Regions from separate parts of the Homo sapiens genome. Here region 1 is linked to region 2. The links are chromatin contacts, found by Hi-C in ENCODE. All regions are on one chromosome and are shown on one strand. Each heading gives the region's core, a stretch centred on a gene start or an enhancer-like site at or near the end of the contact. The rest is flanking DNA. Distances are from core to core; before and after follow the strand shown. Region 1 holds the start of FBN1-DT (FBN1 divergent transcript). Region 2 holds the start of MYEF2 (myelin expression factor 2).

The links. A loop is a pair of places that touch in the nucleus more often than their neighbours do. Pooled maps may share reads with other maps.
Region 1: a map with no recorded cell type shows a loop between it and region 2 (10-fold over the local background). The contact joins the promoter of FBN1-DT here to the promoter of MYEF2 in region 2. A Hi-C loop is called at or near these places in 6 of 37 single-sample maps with no recorded cell type and 5 of 50 pooled maps.

Annotation. Positions count from the first base shown.
Region 1 is chr15:48,644,377-48,647,373 of GRCh38, reverse strand. It overlaps FBN1-DT (FBN1 divergent transcript), which reads right to left and starts at 1,569. Exons shown (of 2, transcript NR_183872.1): 1 at 544-1,569. FBN1 (fibrillin 1) reads left to right here and starts at 1,665. Exons shown (of 66, transcript NM_000138.5): 1 at 1,665-1,799; 2 at 2,424-2,768. The coding sequence starts at 2,605. RefSeq lists enhancers at 1,501-1,590, 1,103-1,627 and silencers at 1,701-1,780, 1,821-2,000, 2,411-2,540, 2,641-2,690.
Region 2 is chr15:48,176,804-48,179,587 of GRCh38, reverse strand. MYEF2 (myelin expression factor 2) reads left to right here and starts at 1,293. Exons shown (of 17, transcript NM_016132.5): 1 at 1,293-1,511. The coding sequence starts at 1,351. It also overlaps a transcript of CTXN2 not described here. RefSeq lists silencers at 1,052-1,151, 1,322-1,751, 1,782-1,951 and an enhancer at 698-1,349.

The sequences.
Region 1 (2,997 bases), core at 320-2,819, 470 kb before region 2:
GTTTCAAGTCTGCCTTTCCTTGTTGACTACCTGCTGTGTGAGGGGAGACACATTTCTGCCCTTTTCACTAAATTGTTGAAGTCAGTCGTGTTCAAATTGTTGAACCTGCCTTGTTAAAATTGTTGAAGTCTAGTTCAACAATGCACTAAGTAGTACACAGTTCGTGCTCAGTAAAAACATCTTGAATGAATGATCTCCTTTACTCAGCCAGGAGTGTGTGACCAAGGCTCTCATTCATGAATCTGCTAAGAGACCTTTTGCAGGTGAGACCTTAAAGTACACCACATACATACTTACAGGACTATGGCTTTAGATCAGCTCATAGTTCCCACAGTTTTTCTGTTTCATCTTCATGTATCACAGCAGTTCAGCATGTCCATCATCACCATTACAACCCTGTGTGGTGGACACTACAAGTCCCATCTTGTATTTGGAAAGAAGTTGAATAACTTGCCCAGGTCTCTCTACCCTACTGTCTGGGCCCCTTTACAAACGGTTACAAATAAGGAAAATCCCTTTCAACAAGATACATTCCCAGGGTACCTGTTTGTGCTGAGCTTTTATTATTGGCTTGACAGCAGGCTGGTGGCTGCTTGCAGGGGATCTTCTGGGGGTCTCCAGTTACAGCAGCCAGGACCCAGTGTGCGACTTCAGGCCTTCCTAAACTGTTACAGGGTGCAGGCATCATTGGGCATTATCCATATAAGGATGCCACAAATACTATACCTTTCAAAGCCACTAAATTCACTGTGCCGCGCATATCCTGGGGAGAGGCAGCTGTGTGTGGGGGAGGGCGAGGGGACCGGGAGGGTGTAAGTAGAGTCCTCCAGATGAACCCCAGTCTTAATCTGGGCTGGGCAAGAGGACCATCCCTTCACCGCTCCCATCCTACATCCTAGGTTCCAACATTTACAGGCCCCTGGGTTGGACACCGACTTAGAGAGAGCACCCTGGATTCAGGCCTGGGTGGCTTGAATTGAGCCTCAGAAGAGCCGCGTCTGGAGTGGGCTCTCGACACCCAGGGCAAGTGGGGGCGGCAGAGCCCTCTCCTCGGTCGGCACAGCAGCCTCTGCCGCGGTCCCGGCCTGCGACGCGCCCAGTCTTAGCCTCCCGGCCTCCGGCGTCTGCTGAGTGTCCGGCGGGAGAGGCGCAGGGAGCGCGCTACCGGGAGGCGCGGGCAGCGGGGACTGGTTTTCTCTCGGGCCAGGGCCTCCGGGGCAACCGTCTCCAGCGCGCATTCTTGGTGCAGGTGGAACAGCTTTCTGCTCCGGTAGGGCTTCACCTATCGCGGGAGAGGTTAATCTCGGATCTAAACCTCGCAGCCGCAGAGCGGGCTAAAACCGCTACTCCACCTCTTCCCATTTCTCCCCTCCCCACCTCAAGACAAAAAGTCCCAGGCCGGGCAGGACCTGATCACCTCTGCCTCCTCCCACTGCGCTAATCCTGCGAGCGAGAGGCCCCGCACCGAGGCGGAGGCTGGCAAAGGGGAGTGGAAAGGGAGGATGGATGGGGCCGGGGGGTGGGGTGGTGATGAGGGCGACGAAGGAGGGGGTGTCATTTTCTTTTTCTTTCTTTTTTTAAAAAAAGTATTTCTCTCGCGAGAAACCGCTGCGCGGACGATACTTGAAGAGGTGGGGAAAGGAGGGGGCTGCGGGAGCCGCGGCAGAGACTGTGGGTGCCACAAGCGGACAGGAGCCACAGCTGGGACAGCTGCGAGCGGAGCCGAGCAGTGGCTGTAGCGGCCACGACTGGGAGCAGCCGCCGCCGCCTCCTCGGGAGTCGGAGCCGCCGCTTCTCCAGTGGGTGCAGCCGGGGTCCCGACGGGGGTCGGGCGGCCACCGGGGCTGGAGCTGCGGCCACGGAGGCTTTTGCGTTTGCGCCGCGCCGAGGGCAGGGACAGGGACTGGGGTGAGGGGCTGTCCCGGAACGTCCACAGCTGGCGCTGGCCCTCCCCTGCCTGACAGCTTCCTGGCCCGGGGCTCTTGGTGCCGGGCTCCGCGTCAGATGTTCGGGGGGCGGTGGCATCGCCCGGAGTCGGCGGGGACGGCGCGGCTGGCTTCCAGCCTGGCGGAGAGGGCAGGCTGAGGAGTGGGGCGTTCAGAGCGCGCATCGCGCGCAATTCGTGCCGCTAAAAAAAATAAACCCAGAGAGCTCGCCCGGGGCTTAGGACCGCTGGGGATATGGGTACTTTGCGCCGCGCTCTTCTGGCGGGGCCCGGGAGGCCGAGGGATCGGCCGGGGCTGCTGCCGCCGGGGGCCTGGGCTTTCCAGCCAGCTGTGGACCAAACGGTCTTCCCTTACCCAAATTAACTGCGCCACGCGCAGGCGGCGCACGGGTTGGGCTTGGGAATGGGGACCGCGAGGCTTCAGCATCCCGATGCCCTGAAAGTCTCCCCGCCTCGGGGATTTGTCTCTGTGTTGCAGCTGGCAGGGGCCGCCTGAAGTGGGAGCAGCGCCTGGAGAAGGCGGGAGGAGCCCGGCCCGGGGGACGGGCGGCGGGATAGCGGGACCCCGGCGGCGCGGTGCGCTTCAGGGCGCAGCGGCGGCCGCAGACCGAGCCCCGGGCGCGGCAAGAGGCGGCGGGAGCCGGTGGCGGCTCGGCATCATGCGTCGAGGGCGTCTGCTGGAGATCGCCCTGGGATTTACCGTGCTTTTAGCGTCCTACACGAGCCATGGGGCGGACGCCAATTTGGAGGCTGGGAACGTGAAGGAAACCAGAGCCAGTCGGGCCAAGAGAAGAGGCGGTGGAGGACACGACGCGCTTAAAGGGTAAAGGAACCGGTTCCCTCCTTTGGTGTGGGTCTCCCAAGTTTCAAGATCCAGAACAACGGGCAGGATGACTCTCCCTGTGGAAGACTCCTTGGCAAGACCTCCTGGGGGCACCTTAGAGGTGCTAGGGTTGTTTAGTCCCCACCCCGTTCGTGGTTAAACTACCTTGCCCCTACTCCCAGAGATTTCTGCCCCAAAGGAGAGGACGTGGTTAAATGGAATCTTGGGC
Region 2 (2,784 bases), core at 44-2,543:
GGGGTTCTAACCCAGATTTTGTCTGTCACAATTGAATGCCCTTTCTGCGATTATAAATCTTATGTCTCAGAGTTGAATGAGAAACAATTTATACAGCAACTACAATAGCATTCTTATCATTAAAATGTTCTGATTATGTGTGTGTGTGTTTGTGTATGTGTGTGTGTGTATGTGTGTGTGTGATGAAGTAGCTGAACTTGGTATTTTTCGGTAGAGGGTAGGAAACTACACATTGAAAAGCCGAAGATGAAATTATGTTATTTGAGTATTACTTTCTAACTATAACTTTACCACTGATGTGTGTATGATATTCTGCAAAGTGACTAAACTGTACGTGTTTGCTTCTTCATGGAAAAAAAATTTGGGAAGGCATTTAAACTTTTCAGCTGAAAAAGGTTATGTCAATGTGAAAGATTATAGTACTCGAGAATTAGGAGTTGATTAAATTTAACGGTTTCCTTTTCATACTTAGGGGGAAAAATCTACGACTGTATTTTAAAACTCCATATGGCAATTAAATTTGAGAGCGTATAACTAACTACTTCACTAGAATTTCCATCAGTATACAATAAACACACAGTCAAAACCTCAAATGTCCATTATTAGCCCATCTAGTAGACGATATTTTATAATTATGGATTCCCCATATTGATTGATGTCCAGAGAAAAACTGCAGTCTTCTCTTACTAAGCTGATAGTTGAGTTCCTGGGAAATCCTCACCCCCTAAGAACAAATAATTCTCAAAGAAATTCAAAGTCATTCCTTTTGGTGAATTGCAATCAGTCATCAATAACTATTTATGGAATGTCCGAAGGGTGCCTAGGCATTGAAATGGCAAGAGACTTATATTTGCTTAATTCAAAGGATTTCTAAAGGCAGTCTGAGGACTTGCAAGAAGTCTTTAAAGATGCAAAGTGGTGTGTTCTTTAACTGCCCCTACCTGGAATGAATTGAACAGTCTGGGTGTTAGGGCTTTGATGTCTAATCCCGCTTTGCAAGCGAAGACTCCACTGGTGCCAAGCGACAGGCGGGCTGGTGGGCAGACATGGCACCACCACCGGGGGCTTTCAGGACTGGTCCAGCCCTCCCAGGCAGGTGTAGGGCCGACTGCAGCAACAGCGGCCCTGACCCCAGCTCCCATGGCTCCCCTCCCCCCGCACTCCCACCCCCCGCACCCGGCACACACCATCTCCCAGTCACCCAGTCTCGACCGGTTCTCGCGAGATCCGGGTTACTGAGCGCTCGGGGCCTTTTCAAATCGGGATCCGTTACCGCTTCCCCGGCAGCCGCCATTGTCGCGCTCGGAGCCCCTCAGCTCAGGCGGCCGAGGCGGAGGCAGCGGCGGCGGGATGGCGGACGCCAACAAGGCCGAGGTGCCCGGGGCCACTGGTGGCGACAGCCCGCACCTGCAGCCCGCAGAGCCGCCGGGCGAGCCGCGGCGAGAGCCGCACCCCGCGGAGGCGGAGAAGCAGCAGCCGCAGCACAGCAGCAGCTCCAATGGCGTTAAAATGTATTGTCTTTTCCTCCGGGAACCGGGGCGAGGTGGGGGGCGGGGAGTCTACCGGGCGGCTAGAGGCCGGGCTGTGCCCCGATGGGGGACAACCACCCCCAGACCCCGGCCCGCCCCCGGGCCATCGGCTTCCTGAGGAGCAGGTGCAGCTGGGCCGCTCCCAGGCCCTTCCCCGCCCGCCCCAGGCCTGGCCGCCTGTGGTCTGGGAGCCGGGGCTGGGGGCCCGGGGACCAGCGCTCTTCCCTGATTTCTAGCCCGAGACAGCGAACACCCCTCTTCCCTGACTTTGGTTAAAGAATCTTTGAGCAAAGCTCAGCGACCGCCACGGTTTGCAGGAAAATGGTCCCCCTTTAAGGACCAGTAGTTAGTGTTCATCACTAGGGAGTATCTAGGGATGACATCATCGGACATTTCCTCTTAACCACCGAGAACATATTTAAAAGGAATATTCCTGGCTTCTTTCTGAGCTTCACAAGTTTAGTGTTTTGTTGTTTTCTAAAGTGTATGTTCATTTTTAAACTGATTTATACCGAGAGGAAGTTTAATAATGTGCTGTTAGACTCTATGTTTTGTGTTACTCTTGAATTGGCTAGACGTACTTTAAAAAGGGAAATGTGCGATGTGCGTGGCTTCCCTTCCCACTGGGTAATGTGCGTCAGCTGTGGAGAGTATTTTTTTTTTTAACTCAGTGTATGATTATCTTAAGTTTGGTATAATAGATGGTTAAGATTTTTTTTTTCCCAAATGAAGGAAGACTTTTAAGGTCGCAGCTGTCACCAGTGCCTATAAAGAATTTAGTTGACCCCAATCCATAATAATTTCTGGTTCTAGGGAAATGTTATGCTCTCCTTTGTTCCTGTCCTGTGGGAGGATATGAAGTTAAGCGCTTACTTTCATATGCCTACCTCCTTAAACCTGAAGTTGAAAGTATGTTAATAATTAAGTGAAAACATCCTTTTCCTTCTCTGTTATGCCTCAGAGCAGAAAGCAATAGATATATGCTCACAGTAAAATAGACAAGGGAAAGGTCTTTCTGACCTTTGTATAAGCATGTTTGAAATTGTATGGTAAGAACTGGACCAGTCTGTGTAAAAGTTGGTGGCAAAAAAGATGGGGTAGCTCTCCCCAGCTCTTTGACACTCTTGCTCTCAAATGAGTTTGAACAGGATCGGCAGCATCTTCTAGGAGAATAGAGGTGCAGGTATAAGAGATTGGAACTTAGTGGAGTTTATTCCTGGATGAAGAGTGGTGCACCTCAGTAATTGAGGAACCA